2 separate regions of the Homo sapiens genome follow, and region 1 is linked to region 2. A link is a loop called in an ENCODE intact Hi-C map of the cell type or tissue named here. Cell type or tissue: gastrocnemius medialis. All regions are shown on one strand. Each heading gives the region's core, and the rest is flanking DNA. Links, peaks and the distances in the headings are about the cores only. Region 1 overlaps LPP (LIM domain containing preferred translocation partner in lipoma). Region 2 has its middle 76 kb from the start of LPP-AS2.

Region 1 (8,340 bases), core at 198-8,197, 140 kb after region 2:
AATTCAGGTGTGATGTGGTGGTAACTTTGACTAGGGCATAGAAGTTGGGCAGGAGAGGTAAGTTTGGGGCATGTTTGGGAGTGATCGTCTATAGGATCTCAAGTGTGATTTCCTTCAGAGAAATGCTGAGCTAAATGGGCAGGAATCTGGGATACTCAGAGGGAAATGAAAATAGGTGCCCTAGGGGGTTGCCCAGATAAGCAGCTGGCGTTCCAAGACCAAAGAGTATCTGTTTCTCACCCCTCTCCCATTTAGTTTCTAACCTTGAGCTTTGGGCCAGTGCACAGAGGATGGTGGCTTCCTGCCTTTGGCTTCCCAGCTGAGAGCTGTTGGAACGCCCCAAAATAAGCCCTGCAGAACGTGCAGCTTCCTTTGCTCTCCCTGGGTATTTTTGTAAAACATTCTTTCCCACCAAGAATGAGGAACGTTCAGAGTGATGCTGACTTTATGGGCTGTATTTAACATGTTGTTTTTTCATGGTGTTGTCTGTTCATGCAGAGATTTCTGTCTCCTGTAAACTCCCTGGTAAGGAATCTTCAATCTCCATGTGAGATGGGTCTGGAAGGCTCAGTGGGAGCCCAGAAGAGCTGGGGTTTGAAAGCCTCTCCTTGTCTTGAGGACTGGACTGCGGTCCAAGGGCACCTACCAGCCCTCTTTTTTCATTTACATTTGAATTCACAGTTGCTGCCCTTTGGCAGTTCCCTGTAATTCCTTTTAACAGGCTGGGCTTTCCTGCAGATACTTCATTTTTCAGGTCTTGGAGAAGTTAGGTAGTGGCTGAATCAGGTAGAGAATCCAAAATTCTGACCAAGCCCCATCCTCTAGCCACCAGGCCAAAGCAACTTAGCTTGTGACCTCATCCTCCTGTGTATCCCCTGGCAATCTTATACTATAATCAGCCTAAGCCCAGAGATGCTCAGAAATCATACACTAAGTCATCTAAAACTCATTTCTGAGGCTTTCTCATGCGCCCCTCTTGCAGTCTGTAGTTACCAGGTTTTCAAATAATTAGCATAATCTCTTAAAAACAGTGTTTTGTTATTGCTCATTCAAGTTTCTTCTAAAATTTCTTTTATATTACCTATTCATTGAGTTGACAAACATTTATTGAGTTCTTACTGTATGCCAGGCATTGTGCTAGGTGCTGGGGATTGATTCAAAGATAATTTGGAGGCGTATGGAAGGGGAGTGGATAATTACAGCACAGTGAGATAAGTGCTATAATAGGGGGATATATAAAGAGCCAGAAATAGCACTATGAATAACATCTTTGAACAAATTGCCTTCTTTTTTCCTTTTGGATTATTCCCTTATGTATATTGCCCAAAGTGGGATTACTGGGTCATTTAAAAGATGAAAACAATTTGGCACAAAAAGATGTAATGACTTGCCTGGGGAATACAGCTCAATTTTCAACAGAGAAAGAAAAAATTGTTGACAAATCCAGATTTAGATCACTTTACCAGGAAGATGGGGCAGTTTTTATACTACCCTTTCAACATGGTGGCTTTTAGGGGCGGGGTGGGGGGGATTTATTCTAAACATGTTAGCCTGCGTGTAGGAATCACACGTCCTCATATTTAATCTCACAACTTGATTGTTCTCACAAGAACCTAGCTGTATACATATTATCGTTTCCATTTTACAAATGAAGAAACTGCACCCTTGATAAAAGGAAGTAAGTTGCTCAAAATTCCATAGTTAATAAGTGTAGAATCCAAGGGTCAAGCACAGTTCCTTTTATTCTTTGACTCTATCCTGTTCCCCATGCTGTGTTTACCAATTGAGGGTACCTGTGCTCTAGCCGGGGCCCGGAATTTAATATTTAATGAGTCACGGAGGCTCTTAAGATGATGGTCAGGCTCTATGAAATAGGTGTAGATTTTCTTACCTCTGAAGTCATAGCCAGGGAACAATGTCTTTCTGTATATTGACCTGAAAGGACCCAAGGGCGCATTATTCCTGACCCTGGCTCAGGTGCTGAAAGGCTATTTGCATAGCCCTACTGTTAGAGCACAGAATCCCAAGTAAAGCTGAAACCATGCCACAGTTTTGCTGTGAAACATTTATTACTTTTCTAGTACTTAACAGTATTAAGTAAAAACTCCTGCCCCTGGTATCCAGGACCTGTCATAAATGGACACCAACATCGGTCCACTGTGGGTCCATGTGGGTCCTTGATGCTCCTGCTTACATATCTTTAAATCAAACACATTTCCTACCAACCCCCAGATATATCTTGCACTTTCTCACCTTCATGCCTTAGCACATGCCTTTCCTTTAGCCTGAGATAACCTCTCCAATCTTCATTCATAGAACTCCCAATCCTCCTGTAAACTTCTGCACAGACGCCATCTTGGGAAGGGAATAATCCTTGATCACCACCTGCTCTCCCATCCATTAGAAGTGATCTCTGTGTTCTCTGTTCTGCTAACTCAACCACAGTTAGCTGTGAGGCAATAGAGTACAAATGTATGCTGCATATGAGCATGGGATATGGATTTGAATCCCGGCTGTGATACTTCCTCACTGTCAGTTAACTTGCTTGAGCCTGAGTTTTCCCATCTGCCAGATGGGTGTGATACAATAGGTGCTCCCCCTGAAACCCACCATGTTGACAGGAGTAGTATAAAAATGGTCTGATTCTCCCGGTGAGGTCACGTAAATCTGGAATCGTCAACAATTTTCCTTTCCTTTGTTGTCATGACTTTTTTTTATGACATCACCTCATGTCATGTCACCGTGTGGTATGAAAATTTGCATTGTTACCTGTGCTTCTTCTGTGGCACTTGTCCTCCCTTACTTGATGTCTTATCTCTCCTTCTAGACTGGGAGCTCTTCAAGGGCAGGGAGGGCATTGCATCTTTGAAGGCCTTGACATATGGATACTGCTACAAAGTTTCCTTTAAGGGAAAGGAGGATTCCATACAACCTAAGTGGTGACATCAGCACAGGCTCATTACTAATCTCATGTCACGAGGTTTCAGGCCTGGCTGAGAACTCTGTGAGCTCTGTGATGTTGAGCTTCAGGCACATAGAGTACAAGCTGGGTAGGCCTCTGGCTCCTGCTTAAGAGACAGCAGAAAGGCTGGATGGAGCCTGTCTCCAGACCAGCTTCTTCTGATTCAAGGAGTTGGGTGGGACTGGCAGTTCACTGAAGGCAGAGTGGTAGTCCTGCTTGGAACGTGAAACTTTGTTTCTTTCCTGGGCCTTCCAGTGGGTCTGTTATGTTGGTGAGAGTTTCAGACCTAGAGGAAAGGGTCACTGAAGGTATGGGTTAAGAGCAACTCTGAAAGCCACCTGCCCCCCGACTTCTCTGTGAGTGGGGCCACAGGGAGAAGATCCCTTCATAGGTAGCTCCCCTACCCTTGCTATGCTTGGAAACTGACCATGGAAAGGGATTCATTTCTTAAAGGGATAGGGCTACCATTTAACTTTCTATTGTGTCACTTCCCGAAACGCAACACCTATGGCTTAAGATCCAAGTGCTTTAGAACATGAGATACAAGGTCTTCCAGGCTCTGGCTGCCACATCCCTTTCCAGGCGTGTGTCCCACCACATTCCTCTGCATCCTCTGTCACTGGCCTCACCAGATTAGTCACTTTCTCTGAGAACACCCTGAACTCATCCTTCTCAAGGCCTTTGCACATTGTGTTCCCTGAGCCTATTTTTCTCCTCCTCATCCGTGGAAATCCTCTTGGGTGTTCAGGCATCGTTTAGAAGTCACATCATCTGCAGAGAACTTTTAGACCCTCAAAAGGACGTTGCATGTACTCGTGCTTTTCTACACTTTTCATTCTGTCTTTTGTGTTCCAGTGTGTCCCCCATTGAGGCTCTTCGACACCCCTAGGCATGTCCAACTCAGCACCTACACCTGCTAGGTCCACACACTGTGTTATCCAAGACAGAAGGTGTTAGCAAACCTCTCTTTGGTGCGCCCCTGAATGCAGAACATGTGACATTCTGTTAACTAACAGTTGTGCCAGAGTGGTTTCCATAGCCCATACTGGGGTTCCCATGATTTGTTTGATCATGAGCCCGGCCATTCGAATTGTTTTTGAATTGGTCTGATATCAGCTAGTTAATTGTTAACCCTTTTCAGGTTTGTTTCCCACATACCAGTAGATGTCTGCTTAGTGCCAGGGTTCTGAGCTTTTTATTTCACTTAAGAATATAATAGCAAGGTAGAATTCAGGAAAGATTTACTTGCTGTTAATGTGAACTTTTAAAAAAATAGTTTGAAATGTAGGCTTTGTTTTTATCCCAAAGCTCCATGAAATATGAAAATAGCAGGAGTTTTAAAGGTATATTTCCACCTCTAGAGGAAGAACTGTCCATATTATAGTTGTAATTATAAATTAATAAAGCCTGTGTCATGAAACTTGATTTTGAACGCCTGTGTTCAAATCCTGGCTTTACCACTTACTAGCCTAGAGATATTGGATGAGTGTCTAACTTCTCCGTTCCTCAGTTTCTTCAGTGTTCAATTGGGAAATTTTTCTTATGGTTGATGGAAAGTTTAAATAAGGTCTTGGATATGAAACTGGGATTTTATTAGTGTGTGTGTTTCAAAATGTGGATTTGGAGGCCATTTAAAAATAGCATTTCCAAAAAGTTTGCTTTTAAAGCAAAGTACTTAGATATATAAATTTTTATGAATTTTTTTTCAAATGATAAAATAAATGAGTTTACAGTCAGGAGACATACAGTATCTAACAAACTTAGGGAATATGCTTGGCTTACAAGACGTGGTTTTAGTCCACATAAATTAGAATCACAGAACTATAGGCTTTGAGAAATTATAAAAGCCTTGGAAGGGGTGAACGTGAATTAGTGCATATTGTGTGCAGGCTTTGTGCCATACGTGCTAGATATGGGATCCCAGGAAATGGTTGCATACACCTTGTTGGGTAGATGATATTAACCCTGTTTTGCAGACAGAGAAACCTGAGCTTTGAGAAAATCCTTTACACAAGTCCAATATCAAAGTCTGGAACTTCAAACTGCACTCCTGATGGCTTCTAGAAATCCTTTCCATTTACAGATATGACAAGACTTGCTTTCACATTGTTGATTTTTTTTTTATCCTCTCTTTCTCTGTCTCTGGGGGCAGCACTAATTCAGGGCCAGATAGAACTGTGAAAATCTGCAGTGTTGATGTCACATAACTTGTTTAATGAATCTAGATTAGTGTCTTGACTTTTCCTGCCAAGAATCTGCTCATAAAGTGTCTTGTTTTGAGCTCCTTTAACTGTACTCATTCATCAGCCTTTACTTATTTTCTTCTCTTTTGGAGAGATACTTGCCATTGCCCATAATGTTTGAGGTCAGGAGTATATTTGAAGAGGGCTTTATATTTTCTTAAAAAAAATACAGGTGGAAAATCAAGTTTATCAGCTATTTCATACCATCTTCTTCTGCCATTTATGGGCAACATGTGGAAGAGGTGGCAGGGAGCTGGGAGTTTGGAATAATGTGTCTCATCTTGAATTTGTCGCTGACCAGGGAAAATACTCAAGGCCAACTCCATCATTCCCTTTTGGGAATTCGGTGCTTCAGCTGTAAAGAGTGAGGGCACTACTAGGTGATTCCTAAGATTTAAAATTCTGCATGTTTTGTGGTGTCAAAACCATCAATTTCTGGTGAGCTGCGTGATCCTGCAGCTGTTTCTCTGATACTTTTCAATCTTTAGATTTAATCTATTCAACAATGTATAATTTTTTAAAGGGAAGCTTTTATAGATACTTCTGAACTATAACCGGGTGGGGGGGATAAATGGATGTTAAAAAATAGAAAACAACCAATTAAATAGTATATAGCATGTAATTCTCCTTGGAAACTTACCACGAAATTGAGAAGCACTTTAACAACTGGTAATTTAAATTGCGTTTGAACTCTGCTAATGGTTTGTTTGCATGGGAACTTCAATCATTTCACAGTGGTTCTTTAGCAAAGCTGCTTGTTCTCTTTATGGAAAATAAGAAAAAATTATTAAAAGAGAAGTTGGCTATGGAAAATGGAGACCACTTTCATTTGTGCCTGGAGGGAAGCTGGAGAGTGTGAGTGAGACTCCCTCAGGGCCAAGGGTGGAGAGCTCTTCCTTTCAGTGAAGTTTAAAAATCTGGGAAGTCAGATGCCCTTTGCTGCTGTTGTAGAAACTGTTGTGATTTGTATCTCTCTCTGCAAGGAGAAGCTTTGGTTTTATGCAGCTTGCGGGTGAGGGTAGGGACAACCTTTTTCGTTTGTTTTATGAAATTGCATTGTTCACAGGTCTAATGTTGGCTTCCTAACAACCCATTTCTCAGTAAGTTTGAAATTATGCCTCTCTCTCCTTTCAGTGGAAATGGCTTTCAGAATTCCAATGTCCTTGAAGACCACTAGGTCTCAGGAAACTCCTTGCTTTTCTGGGCTGATAGTGATTATACTCCATTTTGCCTACTTAATTTCTGTCTGCTGTTGAGGTTACTGGGAGAGCGTTGAAATAGGTGTTCGAGGCCTGGATTTGTAAGTCCTGGTTTGGCTCTAGGTGTGACTCATGTGACCAAGCACAAGTCCCTCTGCCCAGTGTGTTTTGTTGTCCTTTGTCAAAGCAAGCAGTCACTTGATCCAGTGGATCAAGTGGCTCCTGAAGAGGTCACCTCCTTACCCAGGCCACCGGGTTCTCTTGTCAGTTGGAAAAGTTGAGGTGGGTCATTTAAAAAATCCCTCCCAACTTTGAACTTGGAATTGTTTTGTACACAAAACAATTGTATGATTGGCTAGGTAATGTTTACAGTGACAACAATGAAATGGGCATGGTAGTTTCTCGTATGTGGATTTCTCCTGCATACATGAAAGACAAGTTTTATAACAGCCCTTGCCTTGGGATACTTGTCTGTTGGCATACATACTGTGTAATCATTAGCAAAACAATAATAGTTGCTAATGAAATAAAACCTGTAATAAGGGCTGTATTAGGCTATTCTAGCATTGCCATAAAGAAATAGCTGAGGCTCGGTAATCTATAAGAAAGAAGGTGTAATTGGGTCATGGTTCTGCAGTCTGTATAAGCATGGCACTGGCATCTGCTTGGCTTCTGGGAAGACCTCAGGGAGCTTTTACTCATGGCTGAAGGCAAAGGAGGAGCAGGTGTCTCAGATGGCAAAAGCAGGAGCAAGAGAGGGAGTAGGCAGAGGAGTTGCCACACACTTTTAAATGACCAGATATCATGAGAACACACTCGTGATCGTGAGGACAGCACCAAGAGGATGGTGCTAAACCATTCATGAGAAATCCGCCCCCATCATCCAATCACCTCTGCAGGCCCCACCTCCAACAGCAGGTATTACAACTCAACATGAAATTCAGAGGGGACACATATCCAAATGATATCAAGGACGGCTTACTGGGAAATGTCAAGATTGTTTATCCCTCTGCTGCTCACTGATTCTCACTTTTCAGGCAAGGAAACTAAAGTTCAAAGAACATTAGGTCCTATAGTTAGAAATTTGTCTCCAAACTCATATTCCTTTTCTTTTTTTATTTGGTATAGTTTAGGTTTATCTGTTAATTTTTTTCTTCCCTACAATTTGAGTATCTAACTGACTTGCCTCTTTCACCTCCATTATTAAGATGAAGCTGTTTTCCCAGGAGAACTAGGAGAGCTGAGATATGAACACTGAGGCATCAGCATTCTCTTTCCCCATCATTCTGAGTCAAATTAGTGAAATAAGAGTGCCAGGATCTGACTAGGAGTTTAGGAGGTATAGAAGTAAACCACGGCCCAGTCAGAGACTTTATAAGCCTGGGAATTTCTGAAGCTGGTTAAGACCCTAGAGATACATAAGCAACACCCTTCTGTTTTTCATAGGTGGGAACTTTGAGGCTCAGAGACAGAGCAGAAGACAGAACCTGGTCTTCTGATTCCCTGTGTTCTGCTTTTTTCATTGTTCCACTGGACGCTCATCAGAGGGAAGATCTTTTTCCTCAATTGGTGAGTCCCGCACACAAAAAGAACACATTTGCCTTTTAAAATCAATGTATATGTTTTAATGAGTTTTAAACATCAGTGTTTTCCACTTAAAGTATGGGCATCAGTAACTAGGATGCATTAAGAATAAGAGAAGAACTGAAATGCCCTTCCTTCTTTCTTGAGTTGCTTTTATGGCAATAGACAATATATAACCATGCTAATAAAATGTGTGGCAAAGCAAAGGCAGAGCTCAGCTCTTGGAAGGTGGTAGCATTGAACTTGGAGGAAAATTTGGAGTAACGATGATTTCAGGTTGCCAGCAATTGTATTGCCTCCTTCTTTCTCATTTGGCATGGAAGAAAGTGTTCATGAAATGGAAAGACCAAAA
Region 2 (8,340 bases), core at 181-8,180:
CCAAAGTGCTGGGATTAGAGGCGTGAGCCACCATGACCTGCCAAAATGCCATTATTTTTTATTCTAAAAGATAATTGCCAAATTTGACTCCAAATATATTGTATCAATTTTCAGACCCACCAACAACATATGAGAGGATCTTTTCTTATGACCTAGTTAAAATTTGATTTCATTGATCCTTTTAAATCTTTTACCAGTCTGATAGTAAAAAGAATTTGGATTGTTAATGTTAATTTGCCTTTTGAATATGATGTTTCCTTTTAAGGAAAATAATAGAAAGTATTGACACGTCTCCAGGGAGACCACAATATGCTGGAAAGATTAAGGTCTCTGGGGTCGAAGGGCCTGGGATGATTTTTCAGATCTACTACTGACAACATGGCCTCTGGCAAGTTGCTCACCTCTCCCAGCCTCACTCTCCTGTCTGTAGAATGGAGACAGGCGGCACTCTGCCTTCATACAGATTGTGCAGTAGTTGTCATGAAAATGCTTCTTAAATGGTGCAAGTAGCTCTTACCTGACTTTTAGAAGATGATATACTGAGGCCGGGTGTGGTGGCTGACACCTGAAATTCCAGAACTTTGGGAGGCCAAGGCAGATAGATCACTTCAAGTCAGGAGTTCGAGACTAGCCTGGCCAACATGGCAAAACCTCATCCCTATTAAAAATACAAGAATTATCCTGGTGTGGTGGTGTGCACCTGTAATCCCAGCTACTCTGGAGGCTGAGGCAGGAGAATCGCTTGAACCGGGGAGGCAGACGTTGTAGTGAGCTGAGATTGCACCACCACACTCCATCCAGCCTGGGCAACGGCGGGGTGGGGGGTGGGGTCTGATGGGGGATGGGGGAGACTCTGTCTCAAAAAAAATTATACAAATAAAAATAAGAAGATGTTAAATTGGTGCTCATTGAGGGCTTACATATTCTCAAGCACCAAGCAACGTCCTTACGTAGCTACAATGGCCTATGTCTTATGTTGGAATATGTTTAATCAGAATTTCTTAGCAATCTGAAAGATTAGGCCTTTGAGTTTTTTTTAGTTTGCTTGATTTTGTCTTTGTTTATTTACATGTCTCATTTTTTATTTAATAGAAGCAAATGCAGAACAAGGCCTGGATTAGCTGATCAACAGTGGGATGGTGTGTTTCCTAAAGCCCAGGATCTCCACCTCACCCAGGGAAATGTTGCAGTCTTTTCTGAGTTTATTTCTACTATAAGAATTGCACTATCATATTTGCTAGAGGTCAAAGCATTTCCTACTTTGGGAAGATGGAAAATTTGATAAACCTAATACACAATGAAACTAATTATCAGACACAGAAGCCCAGAGGGGTGCAGAGAACATTTTTCACGCTTTGGCCCTAGAGCCCCATTTCCCCTTTCTAGAAGCATCTCACTCTCAGTCCACGAGGTCTGAGTGGGACCTGTCCCCAGCCCTGGGGTGGAATGCATGGCTCAGGCCTACATCAGTTAGTGCACTGCAGTCACCAGCCCCCGTGATTGGCTCACAAGAGGGCATGTGATAGAAGAAGCCTCATCAGAGCGAACCTTAGGGTTTTTGCAGAGAAGGCTGGGACAGAGAACTTTCCTACTTCCCCCACTGCACATTATCCTAAAGGACTTCACCCTGGAAACTTATGGAGGTCTTCTTGAGAGAAAAGAGAATGTTAGAATGGAGGTAACATAAAGGAAGAAGAGCTAAAAGATGGAGAGAGCAAAACCAGATCCCAAGAACACAGCCAAAGCCAGATGTCCTCCTGGCATCTCAGTTGTACAAGCTAATCTGTTGTCTCCCACATTCCCAACCATGTGAACTTTTTTTTTTTTTTTGGCTGAGTCTGATCTATCACTTGCGACAACTGGCACTAGTGGGGCCCCATGCACACGCACACAACCACACTCAATATTTCTTTCCACATGCGGAAAGCAGGATGGTGTCACAGCAGAAGCCCAGGCCTGGAAGGCAAGAGATCTAGGTCTGTCTGTGGCTTTGTCTCTTTGACATTCAACTTCTTCAGCTATAAGGTGGCTGGGGAAGGGGGAGGTTGGACAAATAAGCTCAAGATGCCTTCCTGCTCTGACACTCTCTGAATCTGTCAACCTGAACGTCTTGGTGCTCCTGGGGCCATTGAGATTGCTGGATCCTGATTCTTTGAAGCATTTCATTCATTATGGTAAAGAAGGGTTTAAGTGGCCACCAACAGAGAGACGTGAAGTACATGAAACAATTAGGTTCTCTGTATCTCCAGCAGAATTGGCCCCAGAAGAGGGTCAGGCTTTGCAAAGACACAGAACATTTTTCCCGCTGGGCTCCTTGGGAAAAGGTCTCAGCATTATGGAGGGTGTCTCTGGCTATTCACAGCTTGCCAGTGGGAACAGCCAAGAAGGAGAAGAGGTCACATGGCCAGGCCTGCTGCCGGCACAGAGTGTTCTGTGCAGCTGATGGCTGGGCAGGGATGAGGTTTGCCCGATCCCCTGCTGAGGCTTCCTATGAAAGGTAGGCCTGAGAGTTGCCAAAACATATTCTGCAACAGGGTCTATGAAGGTCACCATAAAGCAGGATTCAGACTCCATATTAGTTGGTTATCTCTTCTATACAGAATGTTATGCCAAGCATTTCTATATATATTCCTTTTGTTTGTTTGTTTTTGTTTTTGTTTTGAGAGGGAGTCTTGCTCTGTCGCCCAGGCTGGAGTGCAGTGGCGTGATCTCAGCTGACTGCAAGCTCCACCTCCCGGGTTCATGCCATTCTCCCACCTTAGCCTCCGGAGTAGCTGGGACTACAGGCACCCGCCACCATGCCCTGCTAATTTTGTTTTTGTATTTTTAGTAGAGACGGGGTTTCACCATGTTAGCCAGGATGGACTCGATCTCCTGACCTCGTAATCCACCGGCCTCGGCCTCCCAAAGTGCTGGGATTACAGGCATGAGCCACCATACCGGGCCTGCATTGTGTATTTAAACCTCACAACAACCTGGTTGTCCCCTAATATCACTTCCAGCTTATAGGTGTAGAAACCATAGCTCAATGAGCTGAAGTTGCAGTAATTTACCCATGGTCACACAGTAACAGAACCACAGTTAATTTCCCTAAAAGAAGACAAGATAAGGGCTTGCATGGTGATCTTGCCATGCCATGAACAGGAGCTGCAAACACAGGGATCAAAACATGTGCTCCAGTCGCTTCTCACAGCTGCTTTGGTAAACACTCTGAGACAGTGTGTGTCACTTTCTTGACTGGACTGTGAGTTCTTGGACATCAGGGCCCTGCATGATCCAATTATATGTGTCTCCCACAGTTCCTTGCACAAAACAGGAATGTGAAAAGCAGTTTCTCTCTGGCCAACCACTGACCCCAGAGAAGGATTGGCCCCAACCAAAGGTCAGCAACTGGATGTACTTCGGGGCCAAGCAGGCAGTGGAAACACAAGAAATACCCAGCAAAGTATGAGACAGAAGTGCGTGGTGGAAGACTAAAGGAACAAAATGTACGGGACTGGCCTAAGTCATTCAGGTCAAAAAGTTTCAGAAGGAGTGTACAGCCAAAGAAACGAAAACAAAAACAAAACCAGGAAGACCGAATGGGGCCCCAGAGCATCAGCTTACAGCCCTCACTATGACTCCACCCCGACCATTTAGTTTGATGTGGAATTGACAGGTATCCCTCCCACACTGTAACTCCAGTCTTCCAAGATGGAGACCATGGCTGAGACACTTTATGTCTGGTTCTCATTTAACGCAGCATGTGGCACAGAGTAGATATTTAGTAAATGTTTGCCAAATAAGCTCTTAAAATTAAATTTTTCCAAACTGGTATAAGCCTCGCGACGACAAAGATGTGTGAGGAAAGCTACTGACTTAGTTTCCACTGACTTAGTTTTTCTAGTTTCACTGGAAACCAGAATGTTGATTGTGTTGTTTGGATGGAGAACCACCCATAGCAAGTGTCTGTATGTATCATAATACCTAGAGGATCTTTTGGATAACTGGTTGGCCTCCATACTCTAAAATAAGAAATATATACAGCTCTTAATTCTGTAAGATATCTAATCAATCACTGATTCACTCAACAGGGATGACACTGAGATGATAATGGTGAGAAAAAAACAGATGTAACTGCCTTTCCTTGTGGAACTTATGGTCTAGTAATCAGCTAATCACATAAATAAATGCAAAATCATAGTACAACAAGTGCTCAGAAGCATATAGCACTTTAAGAGGCCTGGTTTGGGAGGATCAAGGAAGTAATGCATGTGTTGGCTAAAGAGGAGAAAAACCAGCAGATTCAAGTCCCCTGTGGAAAAAGTAGACTTTTCCCTGTGGAAAAGCAAAGAAGAGGATGTGTAAGGCCGACGTGGCCAAGCCCTGGAGGAAGTGAGCATATGGTTTAAGAGGCTGATAGAGGTCAGACCATTCCCAGTTTGTAGGCTTTGGAAAGAATCCTTGTCTTTGTCCTAAGAGCAATGCGGTGTATCTACTCTGCTAGAGAAAAAGAATAGTCGAATAATGCTATAGTTCTCCCTTCCTCTAACCTGCACTCTTTACACAGGCTTTTATGTTGCTGCCCACCTTCTCTCTATGTGGGATGTGGCAAGGGAAACATGTTTTAAACTCTTGAAGATGTAAAAGTTATTTCCTTCTTAGAGTCTGAGCTGCAAATGGCATTTCTCTCTTAGTGTACCACGACATTGCCACAGAAACACCATTAGATACCCCTCTGGGAGCAGAAGCTCAGAGCCCTACCATTAGTTACTTTATGTCCAGTATCACATCAGCCAGCAGTTTCTCATCTTTTGGATTAAGCAGACCACATTTTAACCTAAAAAATATAGGTGTCCCAATTAATACTACTTATCCTTTAGAAATTCTGATACAAAACCTTTCACATAGCACTAAAATAAGAGGAATACTTAGGTATAAACCTAACAAAATATGTACATGATCTATATGTGGAAAACTGTAAAACCCTGATGAAAGAAATCAAAGAGCTAAATAAATGTACATGGCTAGAAAAACTCAATATTGTCAACATGTCAGTTCTTCTCAAATTAATCTATAAATTCAACCCAATCCCAGTTAAAATCGTAGCAAGTTACTTTGTGGATATCAACAAACCGATTTTAAAGTTTATGTGGAAAGGCCAAAGGCTTCAGAGCAGCCAATACAAGCTTAAAGAAGAACAAATTTGGAGGATTGACACTATCTTAACTGAAAGACTTACTATAAGGTTACAGTAATCAAGACAGTAGGACTGGCAAAAGAATAGGAAAAAAAATCAACAGAACAGAATATAGAGCCCAGAAATAGACCCACACATGAAAAATCAACTGATCTTTGACAAAAGAGCAAAGGCAATTCAATGCAGAAACAATAGTCATATCAACAAATGGTGCCAGAACAACTGGACATCTACATGCAAGAAAGTGAATCTAGACATAGAACTTACACCTTTCACAAAATATCAATTCAAAATGGGTCATAGACCTAAGTGCAAAACACAAAACTATAAAACTCTTAGAAGATAACATAAGAGAAAATCTTGATGACGTTGAGGTTGATGATGATTTCCTAGAAACAATGCCAAAAACACAGCCTATAAAAGAAAGAATTGTTAAGTTACACTTTATTAAAACTAAAAACTTCTACTCTGTGAAAGGCACTATTAAAAGAATAAAGAAACAAATCACAGACTGGGAGAAAATATTTGCAAAACACATATCTGGTAAAGGACGGTTATTCAAAATATACAAAGAACAGTTAGAACTCCAGAATAAGGAAACAAACAATGCAATTTAAAAATGGGCAAAATATCTGAACATTCACCTCACCAAAGAAGATATACTGATGGAAAATATGTATTTATAAGATGTTGCACATCATACATCATTGGGGAATTACAAATTAAAATAACAAAGACATATTAGCACCTACCTATTAGAATAAAGATAACTCAAGAAACTGACAACCAAACGCTGATGAGGATGTGGAGCAATAGTAACTCTTATTCTCTGTTAGTGGGAATGCAAAATGAAATAGACACTTTGAAAGACAGCTTGGCAGTTTCTTACAAAATTAAATATACTCTTACCATACAATCCACCAATCACATTCCTTGGTATTTAATCAAATGAGTTGAAAACTTATGTCCATACGAAAACCTGCATATGGATGTTTACAGCAGTCTTATTCATAATTACTAAAACTTGGAAGCAACCAAGATGTCCTTCTATAGGAGAATGGATAAACAAATTGTGGTATATCTATACAGTGGAATATTATTTAGCAATAAAAAATGAGCTAGCAATCCATGAAAAAATATGGAGGAAACGTACATGCATACCACTAATTTTTTTAAAGCCAATCTGAAAATGCTACATTCTGCATGATACTGTCTATATTACATTCTGGAAAAGGCAAAACTATGAAAGCACTAAAAATATCAGGTGTTCAGGGGAGAGAGGAAGGGATAAATTGGTGGAGTACAGGGGACTTTTAAGGCAGTGAAACTATTCTGTGTCTATAATAGTGGATGCTATAATGGTGGGTACATGTCATTACACATTTATCAAAACCTGTAGAATATTCAACACAAAGAGTAAACCATAATGTAAACTATAGACTTGAATTAATAACACTGCAACAATATTGACTCATCAACTGTAACAAATATACCACATTAATCCAAAAAGTTAATAATAGGGGAGGCTGGGGAGAGAGGTAGGACAAGGAAGTGTATGAGAAATCTATACTTTCTGCTCAATTTTTCTGTAAAACTAAAATTGCTCAAAAAATAAAGTATGTTAATTAAAAATTCTAATGATTGATAAAATATATGGTGACAAAAACTGTGGTTTTAGTGACATAGTTTTAAAAATTGTATTTGATTTATCACAACAGTATCCGCAATACACTTGAGAAAACAAGTATATATGAGTAAAATATGTCTATTTTTTGCAGTCTCTAGACAACCTTGAGCGCATATATGGAGCTCTTACAAACTCCACAGACCTGAAAGAATACAGTTTAGGAATCATTGCTGAAGGCTTCATAGACTTCTCTTGATTTAATGAATGAAACATCTCCTTAGAAGATCGGGAGTATACTAGCAGCAGGTCAGTGTTGCTGGTGTCAAATCTCTCTTTCTTGACGCCAGGGGACTCTAATACCTTTCTCACTGCAGAGAAGGGAGGACAAAATGAGAGGTTTTATGTAAAAGCATCTTACAGAGTGCCTAGTACACTGTAGCTGCTCAGTAAATATTAACCAAATCTGAATCCGGTGTTGTAAAGGAGATCAATTATCAGGTGCCGGATTGGACTGACTGACATCCAATGTCTCCCCCTGGGATCTGTGACTCATGCCCCACCCCCTTTTAATGCTTTGGAAACTCATTTTTGTTATGAGCTCAAAGCTTTGTCAACATAAGACTGAGTATGGGAAATAGCTGCAAATAGCAGGAGAAATTTTAGGTGACACCCTATCTCACCCACTTTCCTGTTCTCCCTCATATCTCATTTTCTCATGTGCACCTAAAATCTGAGACTCAAAGGAAAAACTTCAGTGGAATTCAATACATCTCAGTGTTTAAGAAGAAAGTAAAATTTGTCCTCCATAGTGATATAGTAGCAGAAAAATTATAGAAAGACACTCCAAAATTACAGTGTTCTGGAGGAATAAAATAGATGCCTCTTATAGATAACAAAGCTCTCATTGCATTTATTCACTGGCAGTATTTATTCATTTAGCTCCAACTGTGTGTGAGGCACTGACAATGCTGGGTATGGGGCTGGCTGGCACTATTTGATAAAAATGTCCTTTCCATCCTGATCCTTGTAACCTTGAGTACATAGGGATCCAACCATTCCCATCTGCTCTACTGTGGTCCGGGAGCCTCTGCCTCCCCCATTTGTTGGGCAAATCACCAATCCTACCTTTGTAATGGTGAAAGGCCGAGAAACAAAGCTCCATGAGAAAATATTTTAAAACTGGGGAGTTTTAATCAGTCATAAGAAAACCCAGCAAAGACATAATCCTTTATTTTGCAAATCTGAAGGACTATTATAGGGAAGGGGGTTTTCATAACTTTTTGGTGTAGAATCAAGAACAAGAATTACAAATCAGTTCTGGAAGCTGCTGGGAAACTGATGTCATCTCAGCCAAAGGGAGGATTTTTTAACAGTGAGATGTTTCCAGATATGAAACAGACTCTGTCAGTAGCTGGTGAGTTCCCCATTATTGCAGATGTTCAGAGGTCAGATGGTCAACAGACAAGAGTTTGTAGATGAGAATATTTCAGCAAACTTGGAAACAGGGACACTGATCTTTATGACTTTACTTTCA

Evidence for each region. Peaks named below come from ENCODE experiments on the same cell type or tissue, not always from the same donor. Only the 100,000 strongest peaks of a DNase experiment are listed, where the experiment ranks them.
Region 1: a loop joins it to region 2, with 2.7 times the contacts of the local background. A loop is called at or near these places in 2 of 110 quality-filtered maps.

What each region holds. Positions count from the first base shown.
Region 1 is chr3:188,217,555-188,225,894 of GRCh38, forward strand. LPP (LIM domain containing preferred translocation partner in lipoma) reads left to right here. Exons shown (of 12, transcript NM_001375462.1): 2 at 7,851-7,973. Among named protein-coding and RNA genes, the nearest start is that of FLJ42393, 43 kb to the left of the region's middle. In gastrocnemius medialis, for the core only: no CTCF peak of the experiment used is centred there; DNase peaks (open chromatin) are centred at 3,017, 3,567, 6,577 and 7,207; H3K27ac peaks cover 7,837 bases.
Region 2 is chr3:188,074,015-188,082,354 of GRCh38, forward strand. No RefSeq gene overlaps it. Among named protein-coding and RNA genes, the nearest start is that of LPP-AS2, 76 kb to the right of the region's middle. In gastrocnemius medialis, for the core only: no CTCF peak of the experiment used is centred there; DNase peaks (open chromatin) are centred at 2,417 and 3,337; H3K27ac peaks cover 6,422 bases.